Linked DNA regions of Homo sapiens: all the other regions are linked to region 3. The links are chromatin loops, found by intact Hi-C in ENCODE. Cell type or tissue: OCI-LY7. All regions are shown on one strand. Links, peaks and the distances in the headings refer to the core of each region. The heading gives the core; the rest is flanking DNA.

The links. A loop is a pair of places that touch in the nucleus more often than their neighbours do. Peaks named below come from ENCODE experiments on the same cell type or tissue, not always from the same donor. Only the 100,000 strongest peaks of a DNase experiment are listed, where the experiment ranks them.
Region 1: a loop joins it to region 3, with 5 times the contacts of the local background. A loop is called at or near these places in 7 of 110 quality-filtered maps.
Region 2: a loop joins it to region 3, with 6 times the contacts of the local background. A loop is called at or near these places in 5 of 110 quality-filtered maps.
Region 4: it touches region 3 in a loop (9-fold over the local background); 73 of 110 quality-filtered maps call a loop at or near these places.
Region 5: it touches region 3 in a loop (2.4-fold over the local background); 7 of 110 quality-filtered maps call a loop at or near these places.
Region 6: it touches region 3 in a loop (2.7-fold over the local background); 12 of 110 quality-filtered maps call a loop at or near these places.
Region 7: it touches region 3 in a loop (3-fold over the local background); 3 of 110 quality-filtered maps call a loop at or near these places.

Annotation. Positions count from the first base shown.
Region 1 is chr6:131,457,823-131,462,279 of GRCh38, forward strand. No RefSeq gene overlaps it. Among named protein-coding and RNA genes, the nearest start is that of ARG1, 110 kb to the right of the region's middle. In OCI-LY7, for the core only: CTCF peaks have their summits at 2,332 and 2,538; a DNase peak (open chromatin) is centred at 2,309.
Region 2 is chr6:131,375,253-131,379,709 of GRCh38, forward strand. The region is part of intron 3 of LOC105378005 (a long non-coding RNA gene); the gene reads right to left. Among named protein-coding and RNA genes, the nearest start is that of ARG1, 200 kb to the right of the region's middle. In OCI-LY7, for the core only: no CTCF peak of the experiment used is centred there; DNase peaks (open chromatin) are centred at 2,379 and 2,729; H3K4me3 peaks cover 1,678 bases; H3K27ac peaks cover 2,782 bases.
Region 3 is chr6:131,197,285-131,201,741 of GRCh38, forward strand. AKAP7 (A-kinase anchoring protein 7) reads left to right here. Exons shown (of 8, transcript NM_016377.4): 6 at 2,177-2,289. Among named protein-coding and RNA genes, the nearest start is that of AKAP7, 64 kb to the left of the region's middle. RefSeq lists enhancers at 2,656-2,705, 2,756-2,855. In OCI-LY7, for the core only: CTCF peaks have their summits at 2,566 (motif pointing right) and 2,770; DNase peaks (open chromatin) are centred at 667 and 2,627; H3K4me3 peaks cover 1,471 bases; H3K27ac peaks cover 2,624 bases.
Region 4 is chr6:131,532,094-131,536,550 of GRCh38, forward strand. No RefSeq gene overlaps it. Among named protein-coding and RNA genes, the nearest start is that of ARG1, 39 kb to the right of the region's middle. In OCI-LY7, for the core only: CTCF peaks have their summits at 2,239 (motif pointing left) and 2,443; a DNase peak (open chromatin) is centred at 2,238.
Region 5 is chr6:131,517,106-131,521,562 of GRCh38, forward strand. No RefSeq gene overlaps it. Among named protein-coding and RNA genes, the nearest start is that of ARG1, 54 kb to the right of the region's middle. In OCI-LY7, for the core only: CTCF peaks have their summits at 2,654 (motif pointing right) and 2,854; a DNase peak (open chromatin) is centred at 2,666.
Region 6 is chr6:130,883,512-130,887,968 of GRCh38, forward strand. It overlaps EPB41L2 (erythrocyte membrane protein band 4.1 like 2), which reads right to left. Exons shown (of 20, transcript NM_001431.4): 12 at 1,585-1,757. Among named protein-coding and RNA genes, the nearest start is that of SMLR1, 58 kb to the left of the region's middle. In OCI-LY7, for the core only: a CTCF peak has its summit at 2,033 (motif pointing right); a DNase peak (open chromatin) is centred at 2,040.
Region 7 is chr6:131,366,464-131,370,920 of GRCh38, forward strand. The region is part of intron 3 of LOC105378005 (a long non-coding RNA gene); the gene reads right to left. Among named protein-coding and RNA genes, the nearest start is that of ARG1, 200 kb to the right of the region's middle. In OCI-LY7, for the core only: CTCF peaks have their summits at 1,798 and 2,001; a DNase peak (open chromatin) is centred at 2,108; H3K4me3 peaks cover 1,687 bases; H3K27ac peaks cover 4,000 bases.

The sequences.
Region 1 (4,457 bases), core at 388-4,387, 260 kb after region 3:
GCTAGAGGAAATAATAAAGTTTCACTGAAACTTAATCAAGGCATGTCTATGTGGTGCTAAGTGGCTGTGGTCTACATGTGTAGTCTTTTGAGATCCTAATTTGATTCAAGTCCAAAAGTTAGAATATCCACAGAAGTGGAAGAATAGATATTCCTTATACCAAAAACTTTACAGCACACATAAGCCTGTGTGTGTGTGTGTGTGTGTGTGTGTGTGTGTGTTTCTTTGAGACAGGATCTCACTCTGTCACCCAGGCTGGAGTGCAGTGGCGCAGCCTTGGCTCACTGCAACCTCCGCCTCTTGGGTTCAAGCTATTCTCCTGCCTCAGCCTCCTGCAAACCTGGGATTACAGGTGCCCATCACCACACCCTGCTAATTTTTGTATTTTGGTAGAGATGGGGTTTTGCCAAGATGTCCAGCTTCCATCCTTCCCATTCCACACTGAGTTAGCAATGATGTTTGGCAGCTTATATGACATCCAGGCACTGGGGGCCCCTGGACTTTAATAATCTGTTCAGGCTAAATACACATTGTCCCACTCAGTTTGGCTCCTGGAACATAAACCAAAGCTTTTTCAGGTACAAAAGATCCATTTTATTCACCCACACAGTAGTTTTATTTTTAAATTTATTTTGTTTTTGAGAAATAGAGATGGGGTCTCATTATGTTGCCCATGCTGGTCTCAAACTCCTGGGCTCAAATGATCCTTGACAGGGTCTTGAACTTCTGGGCTCAAATGATCCTCAATGGGGTCTTGAACTCCTGCCCTCAAGTGATCCATCCACCTCAGCCTCCCAAAGTGCTGGGATTACAGGGGTGAGACACCACTCCCAGCCTGTGTTCTTTAAAGTTCCACCTGAGTCTCTTCCCTTATTCTTGATTAGAGACGAAGTAGGTCTGTCCTTTCATCTCTTCCTGGGGGAGGTATCTAATTCTGTGCCTTCAGTTTCCATCTTAAAAAGTTATAGTGTAATCAAAATCATTCCCATCTTTCCATTTTTTCAACTCACACATCCTGTCTTCAAGCCTTCTCACGTCTTCATGTCAGCATCTTTTAAACCTGATCATGTTCCCACCTTGCCATTGCCCCAAACAACAAACTTCAGATTCCAATTATCTCTCACTGAGATCTGAGGTCACCTCTGGCTGGGCTTCTTGTCTCTCATCTTGGCTCCCTCTAATCCCTGTTGCAGCCAGATTGATTTTTAAAACAGAGGTCAGCAATTTCTGAAAAGGGCCAGATCATAGTTATTTTAGACTTTGCAGGCCCCATGTTCTCTGTTGTAACTATTCAAATCTACAAGTTGTAGCACTAAATCAGCCATAGACAATATGTAAATAAATGGGCACAGATGGGACTCAATAAAACTGGTTACAAAACAGGCAGCAGACCAGATTTGGTTCTGGAGGCCATAGTTTGCACATCTCTGTTGTAATATAAATCTGGTCATATTCTTATTGCCTTTAAGATAAATGACTTATTATTGAAAACAGCTTATAAGCCCAGCCAGACCTCTTAGCATCTACCTCCATCACAAACTCAGCTCTAGCTCTACTGGAAGATTTGCATTACTGCCTTGTATTTTGACCCACAGCTAAGTAGGCCTGCTTGAGACCGACATTCTAAATAATACAAGTTTGACCAGGCGTGGTGGCTCACACTTGTAATCCCAGCACTTTGGAAAGGCAAGGCGGGTGGATCATCTGAGGTCAGGAGTTTGAGACCAGCCTGGCCAACATGGTGAAACCCCACCTCTACTAAAAAAAAAATTAAAAATTAACCAAGAATGGTGGCGCGTGCCTGTAATCCCAGCTACTCAGGACGCTGAGGGAGGAGAGTCGCTTGAACCCAGGAGGCAGAGGTTGCAGTGAGCCGAGATCATGCCACCACACTCTAGCCTGGGTGACAGAGTAAGACTCTGTCTCAAAAAAATTAAAAAAAAAAAAAAAGGACAGGTTTAAGAGGCATAAAGTGAGGTAGGTCGAATTATAGCTCTATCCTTAGTAAAACTGCGGTCTTAGGCAAGCCTCAGTTTCTTTATTTGTGAAAGTAAATAATTACATTGTCTGGAGATAATATTATCTGCCTCTTACATAATTCATTTGCTTAAACATAAGTGGCATAGTGGAATAAAAACACTCATAAACTGTAAAGTGTTGTATAAATATCCTTCTTGCCTAAGTAGGCTTGGCCAGTCCTCACCTCTCCCTTGTCCCTGTTCATGCTGTCTCAGCTGGTGCTCTCTCTGTTCTTTCTCTCCACGGCTATCTGCTTTTTGGCAGTACAGAACAGCTGCAGCCAGCTCAGCGGCGCCCCCAGAGGGTTCAGTCCTCCTATGCCCTCCTTCAACTGACCTACTTGTTCCTTTTTCAGAGCAGGCCCCTCCCATTTTCCTACTCAGCCTCAAATCTGGTGATGGGAGTCCCGACCCCAGCTCTAGCCCCATTTCTGGAGCAATTTCTCATTCTCATGAGGACTAACTGGAAATTATTTTCTCTCTCTCTCTCTCTCTCTCTCTCTCTCTCTCTCTCTCTCTCTGTGTGTGTGTGTGTGTGTGGTGTGTGTGTATGTGTTGACAGAGGTGGTGATAGACAAAGAAAAAATTAGGTTACACACTATTTCTGGCTCTCCCTGGTTCCCTCACTGTCTCAGGGAAGGAAGAGCACATTTTCCAATAGAGGAATTATGGAATGAGCAGATGTAGTAAGTAAAAACAAGTCACATCGATGCATAATTTATAGATCATATATTCCCTCTGTGAGCCTGGGGATTATTTCCACCTATTTGCAGCGCCAGAATGAGGTCCATACTTAAACATCAAATACGACCTTATATTCTTTTATTTGCTTTTTTTAAAAGCTGTTTTATACCTTCTAACTTTGGGTCTTTAAAAAATTCTCTGACTCATTCAAGCTGCTTAATGCACCGTACTGAAATTTCCGACAGGCATCAAAAGCACAGGGAACTAATCTTCCACATCCTTTAAAGAAACAGCAGCTCTCACATCTGGGCACGGGGATCAACTACGCAGGAGGACACTATAAAAGAAAATGCCAAGGCACAAGGCACAGATGTTTTTTCTTTGCTGCCTGGAACTAGATGAAGTTACTTTTTAATGACAGAGAACTAGAAAATGCACTTTTAAAATACTTTATACAAGATTCACTTTTTGGGTTACAAAATTACTAAAAGTATGACAGGTGTTTACATAAATAACATTTATCTACTGTGAGAGGTACTTCTTACAAAGCATCCTTTGTTTACATGTAAATTTCACATTGTAACATTTTCACAGAGGAGGAAGTTCTGTAGGGGTTTCTGTAATTGATTTTCATTTCAAACTTGATTAGAAATTCACTCAATTGTCCTAATTATTCTTTTTTCATGTTTGAAAAACTTTCTATATTCCTTTATGTGAATTAATTGGCTATAGGAAAGCTTCTAGACCCTGCATTATGCCAAATAATATATATATCCTAAATATTATGTTAAATACTAAATTGTAAAACATGTGGCTACCCAATCTATTATTAGAATTCCTGAGCAACTTGAAAAAAAAGCTATGATCCTTTTAAGTTTCTGAATGGATATAGAGGCTTCATTATTAAGCAGATATAAAAAACATGCACGTATCTGACAAAGCCAAAAATGTATAAGGCAAACATTTATGGAATTAAAGGAAGAAATAGATAGTTCTACAATGATTATTGAATACTTCTATACCCTACTTTCTGTAATGGACAGAACAACTAGACAGAACAGAAATAAGGAAATTGAGGACCTGAACAACACTATAAACTATACCTAAAATATATATATAAAATATTTCAACCCAGACCAGCAGAAAACATATTTGTCTCAAGTGCACATGGGACATTCTCCAGGATAGACCATATGTTAGAACACAAAACAAGTCTCAACAAATTTCACAAGTTTGCAATTACCATGAGTAATCAATAACAGAGGAAAACTGGAAAATTCACAGATTTGAGGAAAGTAAATAAAATACTCTTAGCACAACTCAACCCATAACAAGAAGGATTGTTGTTTTTTTTCCCTCAATTCCAGTTAGAAAGCAAACTGGAGAATAACTCTTATGGCCCAATTGTAGATCAGGTGATGCCCTTGGGCCAGTCAGCTGTGGCCAAGGTAGTGGATCTGCAAGAAGATGGTGAGTCCTGTTATAACAACACCATGGAGTCTGGATGATTTCCCACAGCAAGTAGGGGATCTGCACAGACAATATCCTAGACCCACACACTGATAGTGGTTTGTATAAAGTCAAAAGAATTCAGAGGAAGTGAATATTTGAGACACATGTGGAGAAAAGGGAGGCTGGTGAGATAAGAGAAGGTGTCATCTGTTGCTCCGCTGGGCTAGGGGAAGATTTGAGCTGGACTGCCTGGGAAGTGTGAGTCTCCGCACCTGCCAGTGAACCTGAGAGTGGGTGTATCCA
Region 2 (4,457 bases), core at 140-4,139, 180 kb after region 3:
TGCTAATAAATGTCTCACATTTTGGTTCCATCCATATTATTAATCTGGAGGCAATTCAAGCTAAGGGAAGTTTCTGCTTAGGTTCTGCTCTCCAGCTTCCTCCAGCCCAGCCTCCGTTCTTGTTGCTTGAGTAATTGTTACTATCCTATTGTTCCACTTAAAATCATTTGGAACTCTCAGTGTGACACACAGGTTTCTCACTTGGGGACCAGCCTCTGCCCCTGGCTAAGCCCCTCTGGAGCTCCTGCCCACCCTTGCTGAATGACCTCCAGCTTCTGGCCCTCCAGCAGTTTGCTGCCTGGAGCTGGGAATGTCCATTCCCGGTTCCTGGCATACAATTATTCATTTGAGATTCAGCTCCAGTGATGCTTTCTGGTAATTTTTTTCAGAGGAGCGATCATATTTTTTCTATATCCCTTCTCCCCCATGGACCTCTGCCCAAAGCACATTGAAATCCTTAGATAATTACTTGTTTATTTGCCAATCTCCCCCTTCTAGTCTATAAAATCCTAAAAGACAGAGGAGATCTGAGACCATGCGTATGTCACATTGTTTTTTCTGTATCATCACTACTTAGTTTGTGCTGGATACATACTGGGCACCTAATAAACATTTGATGAGTCATTAAGTAATGAATTGGAGCAGAACTTTGAGATAAAAAGTATCATCTTGGTTCCCAAATAAGCCATCCTTCAGTGTCTGTGCAAATGCCACCCTATGTAAAATGACATCCCTCCTCTTGCCCACTGGCACTTCCATAACCTGCTTTGTTTTCCTCAATAACATGTTATATATTTTTATATATATTTTTGATTGTCTCTGTGTCCCTGAACTCCCTATGAGAATGCAAGCGCTATAAGATTTAAAAACAACAGTGAAAGGACTGCTTGTTAATTTCTATTCCTAGCCCTGAGAACAGTTCCTGGCAGTCAGAACATTTTTATTGAATGAAATTCATACAGTGATTCTCAGCCATTCATATCCTAAGAAAAGAGAATTAGAGTTACATAGGGGTAAGTTGCCAGATATAGCAAATAAAAAAACTAGATGCCCAATTAAATTGGAATATCAGCTAAACAATGAATAATTTTTTAGTATAAGTATGTTCCATTGAATATTTAGGATATTTACACTAAAAATTATTTTCTGTTTATCTAAAATTCAAATTTAGTTGTATGCCTTGCAGTTTATCTGGCAATCCTAATTAGGGGGACCTTTTCTTTTTCTTTTTCTTTTTCTTTTTTTTTTTTTTTTTGAGAAGGAGTTTTGCTTTTATTGCCCAGGCTGGAGTGGAATGGCACGATCCCGGCTCACTGCAGCCTCCACCTCCCGGGCAATTCTCCTGCCTCAGCCTCCTGAGTAGCTGAGATTACAGGTGCCCACCACCACACCCAGCTAATTTTTGTATTTTTAGTAGAGATGGGGTTTCACCGTGTTGGCCAGGCTAGTCTTGAACTCCTAACCTCAGATGATCCACACACCTCAGCCTCCCAAAATGCTGGGATTACAGGTGTGAGCCACCGTGCCCAGTCTAGGGGGACCTTTTCAAATGTCACGTAATTCCTTTCCTCAGAGATTCTGAAAATTTTTCAATTAACAATCATTCTATATTTTCCCATTGTTGTCAATGAGATTGTTTCATATCCTTCAAATGTATTAGGGTGAAAAAATGATTAATCACCCTTACTTGAGCCAATGTTTTTACTTTATAAATAAGGAAAACATAGGACCAAGACAAAGATGATAGGACAAATCTGGTATAGTTTAGTGAACTTCCTAATACGCATCACTGTGTTTTCTGTGCCTTTTGCTCTGGGTGGTCAAACTGCAGAGTAAAAATTGACCTAATTTCACTGGACAAAGAAAATCAATGACATAAAGAAGTATAGAGTAGAGGAAATGCTAAACTGTTTGATGTTGATTCTAAAAGTGATGGCATCTAGAAAGGGCAAGGCTGCAGGTGAGTCCAGGTGTCGGGGAGGGCTGCGAACATGGAACCGGCTGGATACAGGCAAGTGATGGGGGCCACATCTGCCTGATGATACAGTATGCGCTTCTCACAGAGGAGAGAGGCGCCTGGCCTGGACCTCCCTGGGGGGAGCAGAAGCTGTGAGAGTGTAGTAGTGAGTGCTATACACAGCGTGTGTGTTTGTCGGGTAAAGGGATTATGGACAGAGTTAAAAACAGATGAAACACAGTAAAAAATTATTTCCAGGCTGCAGTAGCCAGAGCTAGTTCTAGAAGTTAGAAGTCTGGTGGGCTCAGATGGTTTTTTCAGCTTTGAGTCTCACAAGGCCTAAATTAAGGAGTCAGACAGATGGGGCTCTTATTTGAGCTCTGAGGGAGAACCCACTTTCAGGCTCATTCAGGTTGTTGACTGAATTTGCTTCCATGCATGAGTGGAACTGAGGTTCCTGTGTCCTTGCTGGCTGTCTGGGTGAAGGGTGTTGTTTCCAGCATCTGCAGGTGGACTGCATCCTTTGGCTGACCCTCCCCTTTCTCCTTCTTCAAAGCCAGCCACGGTGGGCTGAGTCCTTGCCGTGCTTTCAATCTCCGACTTCCACTTCTGCCTTCTCTCTCCTGCCTCTCCTTCTGCTGAGTGATTGGTGTGTCCCTACCGCTCTAATCCAGGATAATCTCTTTCTTTTAGGAAACATAACCTTAATTCCCCCTGCCATGTCTATTTTGCCAGGTAATATAACCTGTTCAAAGCATGGTATCAGGAGTGAAGATCACGGGGGCCCCAGTCCTGTTACCACAGCGGCCTCTGGCCTTAGAAAATGAGAGTATATAGGTATGCATTTGTATAAAGGAACACTTGAGTGATATGAAATAGATATATGTGTGTGTGTGTGTGTGTGTGTGTGTATGGTTAGCTGTAGTTGGTGATTAGTATGAGGAAAAGGTTATGAATTGTGACTTCTCAGAGTAAAGCATTTTATAGCATTATGATTTTTGAATCAAGTGAATGTATTATCTGGTTTAAAAAATAAATACCCTCAAAAAATTAAAAACAGAATTACTTTATTGTGATGGTTAATTTTATGTGTCAATTTGTGCAGCAGGGTGCCTAGATTGAATATTATTTCTGGCTAAGCCTGTGAGGCTGTTTCCGGATAAGATTGGCATTGGAGTTGGTGGACTCCGTAAAGTAGATTGTCCTTCTCAGTGTGGGTGGCCATCATTCTAACCAGTGAGGGCCTGAATAGAACAAAAAGATGGAAAAGGAGAAATGTGTCCTTTCTTGTCCCCCGTGCCTGCCTGCTTGAGCTGGAACATTGGTCTTCTCCTGCCCTTGAACTGGGATTTGTACCCTCGGCTTCCCTGGTTTTCAGGCCTTTGGATTCAGACTAGAATCACATCACCGGCTTTGCTGGGTCTCCAGCTTGCGGATGGTGGGATTTCTCAGTCTCCATAATCATGCAAACTGATTTTGTATTATCTATTCGTCTTTTGTCTTTTCTTTTTTCTTTTTTTTTTTTTTTGAGACAGGGTTTCACTCTGTCACCCAGGCTGGAGTGCAGTGGCACCATCTCAGCTCACTGCAGCCTCTGCCCCCCAGGTTCAAGTGATTCTCGTGCCTCAGCCTCCCAAGAAACTGGGATTACAGGCATGCACCACCATGCCTGGCTAACTTATTTTGGTAGACATGGGGTTTCACTATGTTGGTCAGGCTGGTCTTGAACTCCCTTAAGTGATCCACCTATCTCAACCTCCCAAAGTGCTGGGATTACAGGAGTGAGCCACCGCACCTGGCCTACCTATCTCCTATCTATCTATCTATCTAATCTATCTATCTATCTATCTATCTATCTATCTATCTATCTATCTATCAATCATCTATCCATTATCTATCATCTACCTATCCATTATCTATCTATTATCTGTCTATCAATCATCTCTTTCCCTCCTTCCTATGGGTTCTATTTCTGTTGAGAATGAATACACATATGATCCAGCAATTCCACTTTAGGGTATATTTACAAAAGAATTGAAAGCATGGTCTTGAAGAGATATTTTCTATACCGATGTTCATAGCAGAGTTATTCACAATAGCCAAGAGCTGGAAGCAACCCTAATGTCTATTGATGGATGCATGGATAAGCAAAATGTGGTGTATACACACAATGGAGTATTAGCATTGAAAAGGAAGGAAATTCTGACATATGTTTCTGACATATGGTGGAAACTTGAGGACATTATGTTAAGTGAAACAAGCCAGTCACAGAAAGACAAATACTATACGATTCCACTTATATGAGAGCTCTAGAGTAGTCAAATTCCTGGAAACAGAAAGTAGAATGGTGGTGGCCAGGGAAATGGAGAGTGTTTGTTAATGGGTGGAACTTCAGTTTTGCAAGATAAAAAGGTTGTGGAGATTGGTTGTACAACAGTGAACATACTTAACACTACTGAACTGTATACTTAAAGACAGTTAAGCCAAGTGCAGTGGTATA
Region 3 (4,457 bases), core at 120-4,119:
CATAGAATTTCGTATACTGATGCTTTTATTTCTTCGTATTTTCCTAGAATTGGAATTGCTGGCTCAAAATGCTTGTATAGCCTAAATTTTAATAGTTGCTACCCAGATTATTTTCCATTGTAGTTGTGGCAGTTCTTATTCTGCAACACCATTATTTCTTCATATATTTTCTCTAACTCCATCTCTTTCCCCCTTGTTCAGGAACTTCAGTTACAGACATATTAGACAACTCGAAGTTGCCCCACAGCTTACTGATATTCTATTCTCTGTTCTTTTTTCTTTATGTTTTCTTTTTCTTAGTGTGTTTTATTTTGGCTTCTATTGCATTGTTTTCAAATTTACCAATATTTTGCTCTGCTGTGTCTCACCTGTTATTTCCATCCAGTTAATTTTTCTCAGACATTGCAGTTTCCATCTGTATATAAATTTGATTTGGATTTGGATTTAATAGTTTCCATGTCTCTACTTGTTGGGGTGATCAGACTCAACACCAGGCCGTGGGGGCTACGAAGTCCGGTGGAGTCAAAGGAATGAGAAAAGACAAGTTAAGAGAGAAAGTAGGACCAGGGGACCAACGCTAGTATGGAGGCTGTGAAGGCCCCGAGCTGTGGGAGCCCACACTATTTATTGGTGATCAGACAAAGAAACAGGTGGTGAGGATGTGGAGGTTGAAAGGAAGTGGTGTATCAAGCGAATGAGTTACAGCTGTGATGGTTTAGCATTTTCTTTGAAACATATGACTACTTGAGATAATGGGAGTGCTAGAAGCAAGGAGCCAGCAAGTCTGGACATATTCCAAAGGCCACGAGGGGTTTTAGACCCTGGACCCCGGACATGTTCCAAGACTCTTTTACATTATGTCAGACATGCAAGCCCTGCCTCAGCTTCTCTCCTAACACTCAGCTTTTCTCCCAACATCTACTTGACATTTTGAACATAGGACATACAGTTACAATAACTATTTTGATGTCCTATCTACTAATTCTAACCTCTATGTCAGTTCTGAGTAACTTTTGATTAATTGATTTATCTTTTCAAAAATGAGGGCCATATTGACCAGTTAGTTTGCACACCTAGTAGTTTTTGATTAGATGCCAGGCATTGTGAAGTTTACCTTGTTGGATGCTGAATTGTTTTGTATTTCTATAAATATCCTTGGGCATTGTTCTGGTACACAATTAAGTTACTTGGAAATAGTTTTTTGTTTGTTTTTTTGTTTGTTTTGGGCCTTGCTTCTAAGATTTCCTAGGTGGTACTAAAAGAGTACCAGTCCAGAGTTAATTATTCCCCACTACTGAGGCAAGACTGTTCTTTTTACCTAATGTCTCATGAATCTTGGGGTTTTCCAGTCTGGCTAATGGAACAGTATTCCTGGGCTCCATCTGGGTTTCTCCTACTTATAGAAGGCCTTGGACACTCAAGGATATAAGCTGGGACAATCAAAGGGCTCACCTTTTCTTGTTAAAGTACTAGACACTCTTCCCTCTAATCCTTTTGAATGTGTTTTTCCCCAGCCTCTGGTAGTTTCCTTGCACACATGCACTGATCAGGACTCAGCAGAATATTCTAGGGGAACCCTTTGAAGAGCTCTGGAATTTTCTTGGTACAAGTCTTACTTCTCAAGTATTCTGTCCCTTTCAGCTCCTTTGCCTCAATCCAGGAAAGGGCTGGACTCTATCTGTTTCATCTCCTTACACAAGACCTTGGGCATTCAAAGATGTAAGCTGGAATAATCAAAGGGCTTACCTTGTTCGTTTCTCATTGCTCAGGGAAGGTTTCTGCTACTTCATCTTGGAAGCAGAAGTTTGAGATATGAAGGGTTTCAGATAAGCTAGTCCTTTTTTATACTCAGGGAAACCACTGGAATGTTCTGTGAAAATCAGCATCATGTCAGCCCAGCAGTTATTCTGTTTATTAGATATCCCTTTCAAATTATTGCTTTTGTGTGCTTTACCACAGGTGTGAAATCACTGGACATTTAACTGTCATATAGCATTTGTTATCATACACATTGTAGATTTTTTCTCTCTTTTAAAGAAAATATCTGAAGCAGGTGTATAAAGTAATCTTCACTGTAAAATAATTAGTGATTGTTTGAACTGGTATTTTTTTTTACAGTTAAAAAGAACTGAAAATACTGTAGTAGCATTTCTTTGTTTCTCTTTATTTTCTTCAGAGACTGCAAATAGGACATTTCAAGAAAAAGGCATCCTGGTAGGAGAGAGCAGAAGTTTTAAACCTCATTTGACCTTCATGAAGTTGTCAAAATCACCGTGGCTCCGTAAGAATGTGAGTGCATGTTCTTATTGCAAGCCTGTTTTACCAGGCCACACCAGCCATAAGCATGGTCTGGAGCACGAGTGACATTGCTGTGGTCTCTGACACTACTCTTGCTTCTGGGTTTCCAAGTCAGGTTGGTTCCAATTCCCAGGGGTGCTGAGGATGCTCCTGGCCTTCCATGGAGGCTATTTCAGCTTTGCCTGCCTTTGCCACGATGGCTGTTCTTGCATAGTCTGGCCATCATTTATTTCTACCACTGTTGCCTCACCTGCTTCATCCCCTGAAGAGCCTCGAGGTGGTGCCAGAGTTCACTTTTGCTGCTATTCTTGCTTGTGGTTATTTGCATCCTGTTGCTCTCAAAGCTTCCTCTGCTGGCCTGTTACGCTGGTGCTGCTCACCGCAACTGGGTAAGCTTTTTTTACCCCTCTTCCTGTCGCTCTTCAAGGTTTCCAAAAGACCATCTTTCAGCAGTTGCCTCAATTAAGGCCTTGGAACCAGGTATACCGGGGACTGGGCATGAGGGTAACTGAGGGACCCCCTTTCCTGGAGGTACTTTAAAGTACTTCTCCCTAAGGATGGTCAACCCAGTGGCACAATCCAAGTGACAAGTCTTTTGACTTCCCCTGTCTCAGGGTGACTTACTGCCTTTATAGGCCACCCCTTCTTCCCGCAGAAGTCGGAGCAACTTTTGACTTCCGTCTAGGTTCATGAGCATTTCTCCTAAAATCCTAAGGCCACCCTTCATTTTGTTTCCTATTTCAGCCTAGGGGGTTCCTCATGCAAATTCAGACATCTGATGGCCTGCTCTCATATACCAGAGTTTTGGAGATGGGCATGCAGATTAATATCCGCTCCCTGCTCTCCATGACCCTTTGCTGCAGTTAAGACTGATTTGCAGCTCTAGAAATGAAGGCCATGTGTAGTAGTAAGTAGAATTTTTTTTTTCTAAATTTGCCACATTTTGTATTTAATGTCTCTGTCCTCAGAAAAGTCTTTTGGGCCCTTTAAATCATGGGTTTGGGTGACTCACCATCCTATAGTTAAGAGTTTTCTACAAACTATTGCTGAAAATCTCAGAAAGATATCTTGCATGGTTTTTTGGATTACATTGCCACAAATTTAGTAATATCCATATTAGGTATCATTCCAGTATCATATTAGGTATGTTAGGTAAAAATAATTGGTGTAAATGATAGATTTTGAAATATGGGATGACAACAATTTACAAAACTTGTAGACTGACAGTTTGATTCTTTACTGGTTATCTTTCTTGTTTTGCTTTCAAATGGATTGTCCTCTTCCAAGTGGTTTCAAACTTAATCACAGAATGACAATCAGTGGTGAAGGTAATATCTCCGTTTCAAAATGTTTCTTTGTCTTTATAATATTAACTTTGAAATGAGAGCACCCAAGGACATTTATTTAAAAAAATGCTTAAACTATATATGTCAACATTTCAAACTGCATTTAAATGATTTATTGGCAGTTAATTTCACAGAATCAATCTTACCCTATAGAAAAGTAATATGAGACTTGGAATGGTTGTGATGTAACTGAGATCACAGTCTTATCAGTTACAGAGCACTGTCTCTGCACCTGAGAAACCCATCCCATCTCATTCTGTCTCACATTCTTCCCTCCCACTGGCCAGCTCCAGTTCACGCAGAGTCATTTCTACGTGTAAGGAGCTCCCTGTTCCAAATCATATTAATTAAGTAAATATGTATTGAGTGCCTACTATGTGCCAGACACTGGGTGCTGGGCACAGAGTGGTGATCAAAATAGAAACAGTCACTGCTTGAATGGTACATAAAATCTAAATCAGATTGCATTTTATTTAGATTAGAATGCTTAATATTTAGAAAACAAATTATGATTGTTTTTTTCTTGTAAATTTGTTTGAGTTCCTTGTAGATTCTGCATATTAGCCCTTTGTCAGATGAGTAGGTTGTGAAAATTTTCTCCTATTTTGTAGGTTGCCTGTTCACTCTGATGGTAGTTTCTTTTGCTGTGCAGAAGCTCTTTAGTTTAATTAGATCCCATTTGTCAATTTTGGCTTTTGTTGCCATTGCTTTTGGTGTTTTAGACATGAAGTCCTTGCCCATGCCTATGTCCTGAATGGTAATGCCTAGGTTTTCTTCTAGGGCTTTTATGGTTTTAGGTCTAATGTTTAAGTC
Region 4 (4,457 bases), core at 125-4,124, 330 kb after region 3:
GGTGAGGTGACACCCTGCCCTGCTTTGGCTCACCCTCCGTGGGCTTTACTCACTGTCCAACCAGTCTCAATGAGAGGAACCAGGTACCTCAGTTGGAAATGCAGAAATCACCAGTCTTTTGCATTGATCATGCTGGGAGCTGCAGACCAGAGCTGTTCTATTTAGGGACATGGATGAAGCTGGAAACCATCATTCTGAGCAGACTATCACAAGGATAGAAAACCAAACACCACGTGTTCTCACTCATAGGTGGGAATTGAACAATGAGAACACTTGCACACAGGGCAGGGAACATCACACACCGGGGCCTGTCGTGGGGTGGGGGACAGGGGGAGGGATAGCATTAAGAGAAATACCTAATGTAAATGACGAGTTAATGGGTGCAGCAAACCAACATGGCACATGTATACCTATGAAACAAACCTGCACGTTGTGCACATGTACCCTAGAACTTAAAGTATAAAAAAAAAAAGTAGCATTCCAAATGTAACTCAGGTTCTACCCTTAGAGGCTCTCACATGAGATTTTGATTCATAGCTGAGTCATGTATAGAGAAAGGCAGGGTTTGGGGTGTCCCCTTTTGCTAATGGAGGTCACGGCCGAGGTGGCACGTTTGTGCTGGCAGCCATGGCAGGGGCTTTCTGATTCAACAGCTCTTGGAAATTCAGTCTGATTCTGCAATAACCCCAACAATTGAAAAATGAGCTGCACATATCCCTTAAACAGTCCCTGTCTTACACCAGTGGAGTGGATGATTCTGTTGCCTGACACACACACAAAAAAAACCCTGTCTAATAGTGAAGTGTAGTGTGTCATAGAGCTGAAATGAACAGTAACAGGAAAAGAATATGCCCCCTTTTGAAATATACATTTAAGAATGCTTAGAACACTTACTCTGAGTCAGACACTGTATGCACTGCTCAGAGTACAGCCCCCAAGGAACTACCTGTGTGAATTTCTAAATGTGGGTGTGGGCAGTGGGTGGGCCTGGGGGTTAGGAATGGTTCACAGATAAAAACAACCAAATATTAAACGTGATTGTAAGCACAACATATAAAGCTTACCACTCTTGGAAGCCTGCCACCTTTTGAAATCAGACAAATCAGGAAAAAAGAAGGAAACAGAGGAAAGCAGGAAGGGAAATAAGAAAAGGGAAAAAAAGAAAGAGGAAAGGTATCTAACACTTTATAAATACTTGATCTGCATGTTGTGCAAACATTGTCTTATTTGAAATGCCATCATGATATACCAAATAGGTCAGGAATATTTGTTCCATTTTAGAGGTAAGAAAATCAAGCCTCAGTCTGGGATTTAAACTCAAGTCCATCTATGCCTAGAACCCACACTGTTTTTAATGTAGTCTAGTGTGATGGGGGTGGCGAGAGACTTAGTAAAAATTCTAATTTTCTTTGCAAAGTTGTTAGTTGGATACCTATCAAAAGACTTTACTGTAGAATGAGATTTAGAATTGTGAGCATCTTTTCCCTTGAACTTTAACCAGAGCTTATTGACTTTTTCCTTCTACATAAATTCAAATCTTTATACTTTGGATGTTTAAACTGGGCAAATTTCAAATGAGGATATGCATGTTTCTGTACATTTCTTCCTGTTCCTGAAAATTTTGTTGATTTGTCCTGATGATGTCTATAAGTAACTCTGTGAGATAGAGAACCGTAAAGCTAGGAAGAACAAGCCTGCCAGAATAAACTGTGCATTAAAAACACATAATTTCCTTATAGATTTAAACTAAGCAAACATGTAAATGAATAACCTTTTTAAGGACAAGCTACATCACCAATAGAGTTTACTTAATTTATTTTGACAACTGCCTCTAATTACTTAACATAACACATTATATGGGTAATAAAAACAGTTAATAATGTAAAACCTCATTGCTGTTTCAGGTCGAGTGAGAGATGTGTGCATATATTCTCCAGGCATTTGTGGAGTGGATCATGTTGCTCTCTCTCTCTCTTTCTCTCTCTGTGTGTGTGTGTGTGTGTGTGTGTGTGTGTGTGTGTCTGTGTGTCTGTTGGGACAATTTCTTCAGATAAATTTTTGGATTCACAGATGTGAAGAGATTAAATTCCATATGGAATGTGAAAAAATAATTCGTAACTATTGCCAATTCTCAGCTCTGAAAAAAAACAATGGCTAAACTTTATCTTAGGTTACATTATATACTATATACTATAGCTAATTTACATGCCTGGCCTTTGTGGGGCATCCTCTTATACGTTAATCTAGCGCCCTCTTGTGTAATAGGTTTTAATAACAAAGTTTGAGAGTGTTTATATATCATGTTTTGATTTCTAATTTCTAAAAGAATATACTCGTTGGATAGTGTTATTCTTTTATTTTCTTTGTATTTTTTGTATTTCCAAATTGCACATAATAAAAAAATATATAAATGAACAAGACTGAATTTTCAAGTCTTATGTCATGCCCATGACTGTCAGTAAACAAAAACCACTTTTCTGAATCAGGACATTTCTTAAGAAAATCAAATTTACTCCCAGGAGGCAAAGGAAAAATAATATTGTAAAACAGTGCAATTCATTTGGATCAATTCTTAGAATTTTAGAGCAAGAAGAAAATGCAGCGATCCAGTGAGGGCTAGGAAGTGGCTGGCACTTGCTTTTCATCTGTGTCATGCTGCTGTCACTGCCCGGGCTGGCACAAGGCTAAAGGGTATTGCTAGTATTTTACACAGAGAACAGTTTTCTGATCATTTTTCTTTTTTCAGGAACTCTCACGTGAAAATCAACGTGTAAGCAGGGAGAGGCAGTGCTGCTCTGATCCAAGGCAGCGAAGGTGAAGCCCTGTCTACTGTCCCTTCCTGGGAGGCAACTGAGGGTTGTGTAGTTTGTGAATCCTTAGGCTTCTTGGGGCCATGGTTTGACAGCACAATTATAAACTTTGCTCTTTTGCGCTGTTATGAATTGAATTGTGTCTTACAAAACTTGTATGTTGAAGTCCTAACCCCTCTAGTACCTCAGAACATGAGCTTGTTTGGAGACAGGGCCTTAACAAAGGAAATCAAGTTAAAAGGAAGTCAGTAGGATGGGCTGTAATATAACTAGTGTCCTTACAAAAAAAAGGAAATTGGTGTAGATAAAGGCAGAGGTTTGGGTGATGTCTCTACAAGCCAAGAAACACCACAGATTGCCAGCAAACCACCAGAAGCTAGGAGAGAGGCACGCAACACGCTCTCTCTCACAGCCCTCAGAAGGAACTCACCCTGCTGACATCTTGGTCTTGAACGTCTAGCCTCCATAACTGTGAGAGAATAAATATCTGTTGTTTTAAGCCACCCAGTTAGTGGAACTTTACTATGGCAGCCCTAGAAAATGAATCCACATTTGCACTCAATGGCATCGTGGGTTGTTCCTGCTGGCTGAAGTAGTACAGCCAGCACAGATTGTAGGTTTAGGCTGCGTAATTTAAAATCCCCGGAGAAAGGATAACTTTGTAGTATAATGTAATAAATAATCTATTGTAAAAAATAATTATCTCAGTGAAAAAAAATGTGCTTTCTTTTTTTTTTTTTTTTTTTTTGAGACGGAGTCTCGCTCTGTCGCCCAGGCTGGAGTGCAGTGGCGGGATCTCGGCTCACTGCAAGCTCCGCCTCCCGGCTTCACGCCATTCTCCTGCCTCAGCCTCCCAAGTAGCTGGGACTACAGGCGCCCGCCACTACGCCCGGCTAATTTTTTGTATTTTTAGTAGAGACGGGGTTTCACCGTTTTAGCCGGGATGGTCTCGATCTCCTGACCTCGTGATCCGCCCGCCTCGGCCTCCCAAAGTGCTGGGATTACAGGCGTGAGCCACCGCGCCTGGCCAAAAATGTGCTTTCTAATTGACCAGCAGCCGTCTAAATGTTTATTTTTGTGCAGAATTATTATTTTTATTTATTTATTTTTATTTTTTGAGACGGAGTCTCACTCTGTCACCCAGGCTGGAGGGCAGTGGCATGATCTCAGCTCACTGCAAACTCTGCCTCCCTGGGTTCAAAGGATTCTCCTGACTCAGCCTCCTGAGTAGCTGAGATTATAGGTGTGCATTACCACACATGGCTAATTTTGGTATTTTTTGTAGAGTTGGGTTTTCACCATGTTGGCCAGGCTGGGTCTTGAACTCCTGACCTCAAGTAATCTGCCTGCCTCAGCCTCCCAAAGTGCTGGGATAACAGCATGAGCCACTGCACCTAGCCCATTCTTTGTTTTCTACTTGGTTTATTTTTATATAATTTTTAGAACTTCTATATACATTGCCAGTGTCATGCCTAATTATTTTAAAGTAACTGCTGGCCATCAAGGCATTTTACTATATCAGTTGCATCACTTAAAGATAAGAGTATTTTCATATTTAGCCAAAATAACATTTTCTCACTTTAAACACATTATTTTAAAATAGTCATCTTATCTAATAACCAGCCCACATCTAAATTTCCCTAAATG
Region 5 (4,457 bases), core at 174-4,173, 320 kb after region 3:
CTGAGTGCTGGGATTACAGGCGTGTGCCACCATGCCTGGCTAATTTTTGTATTTTCAGTAGAGACAGGGTTTCACCATGTTGGTCAGGCTGGTCTCTGACTCCTGACCTCATGATCTGCCCACCTCAGCCTCCCAAAGTGCTGGGATTACAGATGTGAGCCACTGTGCCCACCCTGTTCTTTTTGTTTAGTATTGCTTTGGCTATTCAGATTCTTTTGTGGTTCCATATGAATTTTAGGATGATTTTTTTTCTTATTCTGTGAAGAATGACACTGGTAGTTCGATAGAAATTGCATTGAATCTATAGATTACTTTGGGCAGTATGGTCATTTTAACACTATTGACTCTTCCAATCCTTGAGGATGGGATGTTTTTCCATTTCTTTGTGTCCACCTTAATTTCATTGTTGACCCAACAATCATTCAGGAGCAGATTACTTAATTTCATGTATTTGTATACTTTCAAGAGTTCCTCTTGGTGTTGGTTTTCTAGTTTTGTTCCACTGTGGTCCAAGAAGATACCTGATATGGCTTCTATTTTTAAAAATATGTTGAGACTTGCATGTGGCCTAGAATATGGTCAATTTTTGAGAATGTTTCATATGCAGAAGAGAAGAATGCATATTCTGTGGTTGTAGGGTAGAAAGTCCTGTAAATGTCTGTTAGGTCCATTTGGTCTAGCATGTGATTTAAGTTCAGAATTTCTTTGTTGATTTTCTACCTTGATGATCTGTCTAGTGCTGTCAGTGGGGTATTGAAGTTCTCCATTATTACTGTATTGGTGTCTATTTTCTTTCTCAGGTCTAGTAGTATTTAAGAATCTGGGTGCTCTGGTGTTGCTATTGGGTGCATATATATTTAGAATTATTATCTCTTCTTGTTGAATTGATCCCTTTATCATTATATAATATGCTTCTTTGTGTTTTTTTTAACTGCTTTTGATTTAAAGTCTGTTTTGTCTGATTTAAGTATAGCTATCCCTGCTCACTTTTAGTTTCCATTTGTGTGAAGTATTTTTTCCACTCCTTTACTTTGAGTTTGTAAATATCTTTACCAGTTAGGTAGGTTTCTTGTATGCAGCATATCGTTGGATTTTGTTTTTAATCTGTTCCATCAGCCTATTTTTTTTTAATTAGAGCATTTATTTCATTTACGTTTAAGTCCATTTACATTTGAAATGTGAGGTTTTGTTCTTGTCATAATGTTAATTATTACCTAGTTGCTTTAAATTCTCAATTGTGTAATTGCTTTATGAGATACATGAGTTGTATACTTTCGTGTTTTTAGGAAGGTATCACCCTTTAATTTCCATGTTTAGAACTCCTTTGAGCATTTTTTGTAAGACCAGTTTAGAGGTGATGAATTCCCTGTGTTTGTCTGGGAAAGACTTTATTTCTCCTTCACTTATGAAGCTTAGTTTAGCAGGACATAAAATTCTTGGCTGGCATAACTTTTATTTAAGAAGAATGAAATTAAGACCCCAGCCTCTAATGGTTTGTAAGGTTTCAGCTGAGAAGTCTGCTGTTAATCTGCTGAGATTTCCTTTATAGGTAATTGTACTCTTCTCTCTTGCCACTTTCAGGATTTTTTCCTTCATGTTGACTTTGGATAGTCTGATACTTTCAGGATTTTTTCCTTCAGGTTGACTTTGGACAGTCCAATGACAATATGTCTTAGTGAGATTCTTCTTGCAATGTATTTTCCAGGAGTTCTCTAAACTTCACGTATCTAAATGTCTAGATCTCCAGCAAGACCAGGGAAGTTTTCCTGAATTATTTCCTCAACTATACTTTTTATACTTTTTACTTTTTCTTCTTCTCCTTCTGGAATACCTATAACTTGCAGGCTTGGTCCCTTTACATAGTTCCATATATCTCAAAGGCTTTGTTCACTATTATTAAGTTATTTTTTCTTTATTTTTGTCTGGCTGGGTTAATTCAAAAGACCTGTCTTCCAGGTCTAAAAGTCTTTTTTCTGCTGGGTAAAGTCTATTGTTGAAACTTTCAACTGCATTTTGTAATTTCTCCAACAAGTACTTTATTTCCAGAAGTTCTGTTTGGTTTTTGTTAATAATATCTATCTCTTATTTCATGTCCTAAATTTTTTTTTCCAATTTCTTTGTATTGGTTTTTACCTTTCTCTTGGATATCATTGAGCTTTTTTAAATTCAATATTTTGAATTCTTCATTTGGTCTTTCAACTATTTCATTTTGATTAGGATCTGTTGCAGGAGAATTATTGTGGTCCTTTGAGAGTATTGTAACACTCTGTTTTTTTTTTTCATACTTTCAGAATTGTTTCTCTGGTTCCTTCTCATCTGAATAAGCATTTTCTCCTTCTTATTTCTGAATTACTTTTGCTTGAATGGGACTTCTCCCCCCTCAAGCTGTCATGTGTGTTTTGTAGCATCCTTTGGGTTTGGTTCTGGGTGCTTTCAGCGGCAAAGGCTCTGTTTAGGTTCCATGGTTGTAGGTAATCTTTGTGTAGTGGATTTCTCAGATGCTGGTTGTAGTAGCAATGTACTGGGTATGTAAGCAGGCTCACTACCTCTTGAGAGGCTGGTATGGTGGAGGTCTCAGGAAGCTTATCTCATTCCCTAGTGCTGTGTGCTTGTGTCAACAGATTTTCTGTTGAGTTGTGCAGTTCATCCTTTAGGCCAGTGGGTGGCACTTATGGATAAGAGCTAATTGTGGCTGACACCGATATAGGCTTGATCTTTGTTTACCCTGAGATGTCTTCTGCTGCCTCATGCAATGGGCAATTTTGTGGAATGTACAGTGGTCTAAGCTCCCTGCTCACTCCCCAGATGGAGGTATCAAGCTGGGCAGGGCCAGACCAGCCAAGCCTGCCTATACATACCCCAATGGCAGGCATAAGTGCTAGGTTAAAAGGGAGTCTGGGAGGCAGCTGCCAACTGCCCATAGATGTGCCTGGGCATGGAGTGAAGAAATCTCCACTTCCCCAAGTTCTCTGCCCAGGAAAGGAGGGACAACCTAGACTCTCAATCTAGAAAAGTGGATGCTCCAAATGCCTGGAGATATGTCCAGGGTGAGCCAAATACCTGGAAATATGTCCCCCAGAGAGGAAAGGAGTACCTGCTGCAGAGTGGAGTAACTGCTGCTACAACAGGATCTTGGCGAGGGAGTGGGGAGTGGGTGTGGGGGTGGGAAGAGGCAGCTCAGGCTCCTATTTCAGGCAAGCAGGTACACTGAGTGACTGGAAATATACCCAGTTGTGAAGTGGAGGGTTTGCTGCTGCACCAAGTTCTTTGCAAGGGAAGGGAGGTGTGGTTCACACTCCAAATCCAGTCAAGCAGTGCTGGGGTCCACATGCCTCCACTGGTTGCTTGAAACTGGTGGGATAAATTCCTTCAACTAAGGGAGGAGCGTGGGGCACCTAGCAATGACACACGCAGATCAGGCCAGGCCACAGAGCTTTTCCTGGCTTCAAATCACACCGCCCAGGAGAAACCACAGCTTCAGCGCTCCCCTCCCACTCTAATCTGGTCACAGGAGACAGCCCAGTTCAGGCACTTACTTTTGGGGTACAGTCCACACTTGCCACTCAATTCTGGCTGTGGGGACACTTACCCCACTCCAGAGCAAGTGCTCCAATCTCTGATCAAAGAAGAAAATGCCTGTGATGGCCTCTGCTGCCAGGTGCCAAATAATAAGTGACTTTGTAAGAGACCGGATTGAAAAATGGCACCCTCCTGTCAGTCCTGGGTCTGGGAAAATGCCTATAGCTTAAAGTGGTGTCTTTCTGTCTCATTGTCTTCTGGCCTCTCTCCAAGTGAGATCCAGGGCTTGGGAAAAATAAGGTGTTCTCCTAAGGCCTTAGTTAGTGCTCTCCTAAGACCTATAGTTGTCTATAGCTTAAAGTGGTGTCTTTCTCTCTCATTGTCTTCTGGCCTCTCCCCAAGTGAGATCCAGGGCTTGGGAAAAATAAGGTGCTCTCCTAAGGCCTTAGTTGGATGCGTCTCTAGTAGAAAAGTGAATCATAGAGGAAGACTCTCTGCCTCTCTCATGGACTTGGACTTCATTCACTTTTGTCAGCCAAATGCCATCATGCAGTCTGCTTGTAAATCTTCTCTTCCCCAAGATCTGAAATGTCCTTCATTTTGAAAGGAAAATACACCCTTTTTCTTATCAATTTGTCAGTGGTACATGTTGCAAATATATTTTCCCTGTTTATAGCTTATCTTTTAATTTTTTATGTTTTTTTGGTTGAGCAAATGTCATTAATTTTGATGAAGACACATGTATAATCTTTTCCTTTATGATATGTGCATTTTACATCTTATTTAGGAGAAACTTTCTTACCCTCAAAGCCACAATGATGTTTTCTTCTAAAATGTTTAAAGTTTTATGTTTAAATGTAGGTCTATGATACACCTAGAGATGATATCTGTGTTGGTGGTGTGAAGTGGGCTCTAATTTCATATTTTTCCACATGGAT
Region 6 (4,457 bases), core at 45-4,044, 310 kb before region 3:
AGTGTACCCAGTTGTTCACCGCAGACAAGGAGGATTTCCTTTGAAATTTAAAAGAACTTTTTCATTTTTTAAGGAAAATAACTAGATATGTCAAGTTAACTAGGCAAAATGGAACAGAGATATTCTGAAATGCTGAGCTCTTCTGTTTCAGATGTAAGCAGTCACTCTCCTGGGTGCCTTGTTAGCAAAATTTTTAAAGAACTATCCTGACAACTTGTCAGCAATTGAAAGAAACCTTGTTGGTCACAATTTCTGTTATTTTTATCTGAATTCCCCACCAAATAATTTTTCCATATGACAGTCACAAATTCTTTAACGATGGAATGTCGATGATTTGATGTCACTTGCTATACAGGTAGCACTTGACCTTGTGGCACAAGACTGGGCCCATGTGGTGGTCCCTGAGACCTTCTCCATGCTGGGCCTCAGAGGCTATCAGTGTAGGAATTCCTGAGGCACTGGCAGCTACTTCATCTAGCATGTCTTTATACATTTATGTCTTTTAAAAATTTTCAAAGTTAAAATTTAGAAAACACTATACGGCCGGGCTCAGTGGCTCATACCTGTAATCCCAGCACTTTGGGAAGCTGAGGCAGGTGGATCACTTGAGGTCAGGAGTTCAAGATGAGCCTGACCAACACGGTGAAACCCCGTCTCTCTAAAAATACAAAATTAGCCGGGCACGTGGTGGCAGGCGCCTGTAATCCCAGCTACTTGGGAGGCTGAGGCAGGAGAATCACTTGAACCTGGGAGGCAGAGGCTGCAGTGAGCTGAGATCGAGCCATTGCACTCCAGCCTGGGCAACAAGAGCGAAACTTCATCTCGAAAAAATAAAAAAAATAAAATAGAAAACACTATGAAATCAATATGATGGATTCATTTGTTTTTATCTGTGCTTACTTCCAATGTTGCATGCAAAAAAAAGTCGCTTTGTGCAGACACAGAAAAGAGATCTGAAGAATTCAAAGGCTTCTCAAATCAATATTCAAGTGATGTTACTGCCCAAGGTAACAAAAGATAACAGTGACACATTTGAGAACACAATATGGGTTACTTCTCCATTTCACCATGGTGTACGCACAAGATAAAGCCAAAAGCAACACACCATGTTCTCACTCTCTATTCACAAAACAATTACCTTTTCTTGAGAATTTCATTAATTATAGATCATTAATGAATACATTTGTTCATAAAGATTATCTTTGGTGATGTAAAAAAATTCAAGTCAATAATTAAAATAATCAAGAAGCTACATTTTAAATTTTACTTGGACCAAACCAAAAATAAATTTCAAATCATCATAGCTTTTCTACTTTGAGGATTCAATTAGATAAGGTGATTATGAGGACAGTCAAAAAGGCCAGTAAATTACTTACTTGCATTAAAATAACTTACATTGAAATATTCTGCTTTGAACAACAATCAAAGGTTAGAGACCACTATGCATATTTGAAAACATAAATGACCAGCAGAGAACATAGAACAACTAATTTTAAATACTTGATTTCTGAAACAGAAAATACAACAGATACCCTCTAGGTTAAGTAAATGTTTAAAACCACATACTGTGCTAATTTACCATACCTTTCCTTCAATGAGCTGCAAATGTGGGGCTTTAGTTGGGCTTCTCACTTCCCTCCTGCCGTCCCCATCTTGTACCACGGCAATGCTGACAAGTCCAGGTCCATAGGCTGAAATCTCCCCAGCAGCGCCAGGAAAATCCTTCATAAGACTTTGGTCCATGACACCAATCGGAGCTAGTAAAGAGTGACAATTTTGGATTATTTTAGGACATATGAATCATAAACTTTATGGAAAATTTCCCCCTTACAGGAGATAAACAGGCAGCATATAAATAGTGAACAGGAACAGAGACATTGCTTGAGCTCTGAAAATACCCACCATATAAAATAAACTAATTTTTAAACGTTTACCAAATTCTGAAAGTATTCTGAATTTTAATGCACTGAGCTACACCAGGGTCTCAAACCACAGGTATTGGAAGGATAAACTCAGATCATGGAACTGGCCAGTAGGAGGAGCTCTAAGACCAGCTGAAACACCAGAGTTAAGGCAAACAGAATTACAAGGTAAGCAGTATTTTAACTCTTTGGTCTCCTACGATTTATTTCTGAATCTATCTATTGCAACAAATGATTATGCAATTATTAAGATGATTTGCTCCAATAAGTTTTAAGAATTGCTCCATAAAGGAACCTTTAATTTGAATACCCTTCAAAAGAAAAAATAGTAAATAAAAGACAGTAAAGGTAAATTTTAGGGATTTTAACTTCTATATTTATGTTTAATATTTTTTATTTTTTAATCCCCTTCCTCAATGCCTTAACACGAACTATGGTAAATCTATACATAGACACCTCCCTCATCCCAGAAAACCTGGCCCTCATGTGCTCTCTTCTTCTCTCCTACAGATAGGCAGAAATGTACATTGTATTGAAAATTCTGTCATAGTGCAGATCAAACCAAGACTACCTCAAACATCAGCAAGGCAAAGTGAGTAGTAGGTGGCAGGACCTCTGTCCATCTGTAGCTCCTCCCCAAACAACAGAACTACCACAAGGTCATTTCACTTTACATAAAAAGTACTCTACGGACACCATGAAGTTTACTCTGGTTCCATGTCCTAAGGGAAGCCTGGTCAACACAAACACCTTTAGACTGCAAGCTCTTGGAGGGCAGGATTGTGTGTGAACTACCATACTGAACTTGAGAGGCCTCAAGCACTTTGAATACATGTATCCCAAGCTACCTCTCAATCCACAGCCTTCACCTGCCCTGTCCAAAACTTAATTCTTTTCCAGTCTTGCCCTTTTCACAAAACGCTCTTCTCATATTTGCTCCCATTTGCTTGAACTGGGAACGTGAACATCTTCCAAGACTCTTCACCCCTCAACACCAGCAAGTCCAACAAGGTCCTTGTATATATTTCTAAATGTGGCCAGTTCTTTCCATTTCTAATTCTACTACCTCACCTTGTGGAGATTTTCCCAGCCCTTAAATACTCACACTTTGAATGCCCATATCAAATCATAGTCAACATTAGAATAAATTTGCATTTTACATTAAGTATAGTTATTTTCCAGCGGTTTTTGTTGTTGTTGTTGTTGTTGTTTGTTTTTGAGACACAGTCTCGCTCTGTCACCCAGGCTGGAGTGCAGTGGTGCAATCTTGGCTCACTGCAACCTCCATTTCCTAGGTTCAAGCGATTCTCCTGCCTCAGCCTCCTGAGTAGCTGGGATTACAGGCACGCGCCACCACGCCTGGCTAATTCTTTGTATTTTTAGTAGAGATGGGGTTTCACCATGTTGGTCAGGCTGGTCTCAAACTCCTGACCTTGTGATCTGCCCTCCTTGGCCTCCTAAAGTGCTGTGGTTAGAGGTGTGAGCCACCGTGCCCAGCCTCCAGCAGTTTTTTTTAATAAAGAAACTTCTAACAAGATCTAAATAAGTTTCCCTTGGAAAGTATATGGCTATGATTAATTCTTTTGCTTACAATTATGATTTCTACACACCTATTATACATACTCAGAAATTTTGCAAAATGAAAAAAATCTGACCTAGAAATGGCTTCAAATGTAATGATATTAAAATTTGAATATCAAATTAAAAGTTATTAAAGTTGACAAAATGCTGACTTTGCATACTTTTAAACACTTATTAATTTCAGCATGCAGTTTCTTGTATTTTGAAGCCGATACATTTATTCAGGTCTTAAACATCTGAGAAGCTTGTAGGCCCTGGCAGAGCCCAAGATACCAAATGGCTAATTGGCCTACTCCCACTAAAGGGAAGACCACCATCGCTTTCACCTGGACCATTCCTAACCAGCCTGCCTGCTTCCTTGCTCAATCTAATTGTTCTCTTGCATCAAATGATTTTTTTTTTAAAAGATAACGCTGTGCTCTTGCGGGCACATAAACCCACATAAACCCTTCAATGGTTTCCTAGAGCATATGGAATAAATAAAAACCACATTCTTCACCATGGCCTCCAAGGCCCTGCATGATCTGACCCAGGCTTACCTCTCCCGCCACTTCCTAAGCTCTGACTGCACTTGCCTTCTCTCTGTTCCAGGAATGTATCCAGCTCTCCCTCACCTTATAGCTTCATCGTTGCCGCCTCTGCTACCTGGAATGCTTTATTATTAAATATCTCTTGTCCTTTCCTTGGCTGCCTCCTTCTCATCCTTCAAGTCTCAACTGACCTGGTTCTTCCTCAAATAGGCCTTCCTTCCCTGATGATCCTATTTAAGTAACGTCCCTGTTCATTTTACTTTCCACCTTCAGGAAATCACTTGGTTCCTCAACCCCCAAATGCATCTTGGTTGTTGGTTCTCTTAAATGACTGATTTGTCTTCTTTGGGGTTTGATTTTCTAATCTCGGAGGGGACTCCCTGTCCTAAAACAGCTGTTCTAGATTGATTTTCATTTTGATATT
Region 7 (4,457 bases), core at 113-4,112, 170 kb after region 3:
CCAGACTTCACCTTAACAAAATATGTTCTCTTCAGCCAGACACTGTCATTCACAGAAACGAAAAACTCCTTTGAGACACACTCTGTCCTCCCACATGTTCATGTAAGGAGGAGTTTCTCAGCCCCAGCGCCATGACTATTTTGGGCTAGATAATTCTTTGTGGTAGGGAGCTGGTCTGCATGGAAGGGTGTTTAGTAGCAGCCTTGAACTTTATTCACTGGATGCCAGTAGCAATCATCGAAATGGTTCCAGACAGTACCAGATGTCCCCCTGAGTGGGGCAGGGGGAAGGCAGAATCACTCCTGGTTGAGAATCAGAGGTGTGCACCCTCATCTGCCTGCTCTTGGTCTACATACAGTATGTCCCAGTTAAGTACTAGGTATTATTTATGTAAGAGTGATTTATTTTAAGCAATAATACCCTTTCAGAAATTGCTAACAACTTTGTAACTATATGACAACTTGGTGATCAAAAGTCTACCTTAAAAAAAAGTTGAGGCCGGGCACATTGGCCCACACACTTTGGGAGGTTGAGGTGGGAGGATTGCTTGAGCCAAGGAGTTTGAGACCAGCTTGGGCAACAAAACAAGACTCCATCTCTACAAAAATAAAAATGAAAAAATTAGTTGGGTATAGTGGTGCATGCCTGTCATCCCAGATACTCGGAAGGCTGAGGTGGCAGGGTCACTTGAGCCCAGAAGATTGGCTGTAATGAGCCATGATTGTACCACTGCACTCCAGCCTGGGTGACAGAACCAGATCCCATTTCATTAAAAAAAAAAAAAAAAAAAAAAAAGTTGTTCACTGTCTTCCTCTTGGGGGGCCTAGTCCCTTCCCTTTCTTGGCCCAGCCTTAGCCCTACTCCAGGTTCAGTCGGCAGTTCAGGGGTGCTTGGCTAGTGGGTGGTTGTAGGTGTGGAAGCCTGTGAGGGAGTCGGTGGAGAAAGAAGGGGGCAAAGTCCTGGCCTCTGGCAAAGTCCATATTTGCTTCATTCTCTGTAGAATTCAGTTAATTATCAGTATAATTACCATGATAATCAAGGCCTTCAAAAACTTCAGTTAATCCTTAGAAACTATCCCATCTGTTTACTCCAGTATGCTAGGCAAAGTCTATCATTTTTAACGTGTGCCATGGCAAGAAAAAGTTTTGGGAATCATTGAAGTACCTATTCAGAAGGACTTCCTTAGCTCTCAGAGAGCTAGGTGCAGTGCGAGTTTAAAATGCAGGCTCCTGGCTGGGTGTGGTGGCTCATGCCTGTAATCCTAGCACTTTGGGAGTCCGAGGCCGGTGGATCACCTGAGCTCAGGAGTTCGAGACCAGCCTGACCAACATGGCAAAACCCGGTCTCTACTAAAAAAAAAAAAAATACAAAAATTAGCCGGGCATGGTGGCGGGTGCCTGTAATCCCAGCTACTTAGGAAGCTGAGGCAGCATAATTGCTTGAACCTGGGAAGGCAGAGGTTGCAGTGGGCCGGGATGGCACCATTGTACTCCAGCCTGGGAGACAAGAGCAAAACTCCATCTTAAAAAATAAAATAAAATAAAATAAAATGCAGGCTCCTGGCTCTCATGCCAGACCAATTGCATCAAAGTCTCATAGTTTGGAGACCTGGAAATCTGCATCTTAAAAATTATTACATTATAGTTTTTTAATATTATGAAAAAAGTATTCCTACTTTTCCTTCGCAGTCTAGAGCTCAAAACTGAAAACACGGGAGAGTAACAAGCAAAAAGACTTTTCCTTAGGGGTTTCTCTACATCCAGTTTCTAATGGGTTACTTGCTCACAAGCAGCAGCAGAATTACTGTCTATTTCCTCCCCAGTCCGCTGGAGGGCTTCGTTATTTTCCTGTTAAAATCCAAAAAGATGGGGACTCTTATCCAGAAATGACATTTTGATTATTTGACTGAATTTCCCCCCAAAATCAATACCCTGGGCTGTATACATCTGCAGCCTTTTAATCTTTTTTTTTCTGAAAATCAATATGCTGGGCTCAACTAGTTAAAAAATGAGAACTGAAACAAACAGCTGGATTCATTTAAGACATTTCCTTTTCATTTCAACCTGAAATAAACTTTTCAGCAGATTGTCTTTGTGGCAGTTGGAGGCCAACATAAATTTCAACAGTGGGTTGCTTGCCTTTAAGAAACCAAGACTTCCTGGTGCTCCTGCCAACAAAGCCTTCCTCGGGAGTTGGCAGGCGCTCTGCAAAGCACCAGGCTCTGTCAGTGTGCACAGAAGGGGGACGCCTGCTTTCGGAGAAGATGTGACCAATTCAGATATAGCCTGGCAGGAGGACTCTGAGGACATGGCTCACAAGTTGTTACCTGATATCATATCCTGCTACTCAGCATGGCCCCCTGCCCAATTCCTCATTGTTCCTCTCTATTGTATACCTCCTACTTGGGCAATAGCAGAGAACTAATTTTTTAAAGGGAAAAAAAAAAAAAGGTGAGAACATGCTGTGAAAATCTCTATTGACTGTGCAAAAGCAGTGTTTGTCCTCGTTTCTCAAACCTCAGCTTTTGTTCAGGTTTATAATTTTCTCAGTGGGAACAAAGCTGCCTAGATTGCCAAAGGATTTTTGCCCTGAATCCAATGCAGGTATGCCCGTGACTCTATCTATGGATACCACCCAACAAAGTGAGATAAAAAAACACAGACGAGCAGGGTGATCATTGTGCTTGTTAACTTATTCAACAAATATGTATACTGGATATCGGTTGTGGGTCAGACTCTGTGTTGGATGCTGGAGACACAATGGAAAACAAAAGAGACGGGATCTCCACCCTCACTGGGCTCATTGATGTTAATCAGACAATTGCTCAAATAGACACAAAAGCCCCTGTGAGAGGGGCCATGAAGAAGGGGTGCAAGAGATTGTGGGAACTGTCTTCAGGGATTTGGCCTGGCCGGGAGGTCAGGAAAGGCCTCCCGAGAAAATGAGGACTGATTGAGAGCTGCAGGGTAGGAAAAGGAGAAAGGAATAGGGGGGTAGTAGCATTTGTTTGACAGAGAAAAGTGAGTGTTTCCCTGTGGTGGGGATTGCATGATGGCATGCCACCTTTGAGGAACAAGGTGTAAGTGGTTGGGATACAGAGAGCCAATGAGGCTGTGACCAGAAACGAGACTAGAGTCAGACCCAAGGGCCAGACCATGCAGGTCCTGGTTTAGCGTTAGGTCTTTGTCCTATGAGCAGTGAGCATATATATCATCAATAGGTTTTTGCAGCAGTGTGGTAGGACCAAATTTGTTTTAGATCTTAGAGGAGAGGCCAAATTTACCTCTACCCTCTTAGAGTTTTTCAGCTGAGCCTGCAAATTAAACTGACATAAGACCGATACACAGAAAAGCATACACGTTTATTTAATATAAGTTTTATGTGATATGGGAGTGCTTCATAGGGAAATGAAAACCCAACGTGGCACAACCTAAATGCTTTTATACTAGCTTGAATAAAGTGGCAATTGTGGAACAATAACTAAACTATGTGGAAAGGCTAAAGGAAGATATGAATGAGTTTAACAAGGTCTGTTTTACAAAATTTCCTCACTTTCAACTTCCTGTCCTTGGTAAGAATGTTATTTTCCTCCTGGTAAAAGAATTGCACATATGGGGGTTTTGGCTCTTGCTTTTGGGAAGAAAAATGTAGGGTCAGAGCATTTGTACCTGCTGCTTTTATTTTTATGTGCCTTTAGCTCAAAATATTCCTTATGCCAAAGTGGCATACTTCGAGGTGGCATATTCTGCCACCCTTCAATCATTCTCTGCTTATGAGCTGAAACCTGGGCTCCATGACTTCCTGGCATGCCATTCGATGCACATTTGAAAGCAGAAGGTATCCGTGTGAGGTAAATCGAATATGTCACCCAAAAATATGCTTCTTTGGGATAAAAAATTTTAAGCTAAAGAAGCAGCAACTGGAGGAAAAGCACTCTATATACGCCCCCTTTTTTGTCTAAAGACAGGATATAAATTATTTTTTACTGGAGACAACTGTAGACCCTTAGGAGCTCAGAGACAGCACCAGAGGAATCAGTAAACCAACCTTATTGCATTAGTTTTCTCCATCTGTTTACCGTCCTACAGTTTCCCACCTTGGAAGACTAAATCTACTTTCCTTCATCCTGTTATTTTTCTACAAATGTATTTTCTTTATTGAAGATGATATATAAGTGGAATTTGAAACCATTTTGAGTTACTTTTCACTGAGGTGTCTCTTGAATAATGTGTTATGATGCACGTTAATAAACTAATAAACTTGCTAATAAACTTGTTTGTTTTTTTCTTGTTAATGGGTCTTTTGATACAGGGTTCTTTCCCATCTAAGATCTAAGATTGGGAGAGGTAAATTTTAACTTCTCCTGCACTTGTTAGTGCTTTAGTTAATTATCTATTCTAGACTTGGAGTAACTAGGATAAAAGTGTCCTTTAAAAAATAAAATTCAGAAATATTGA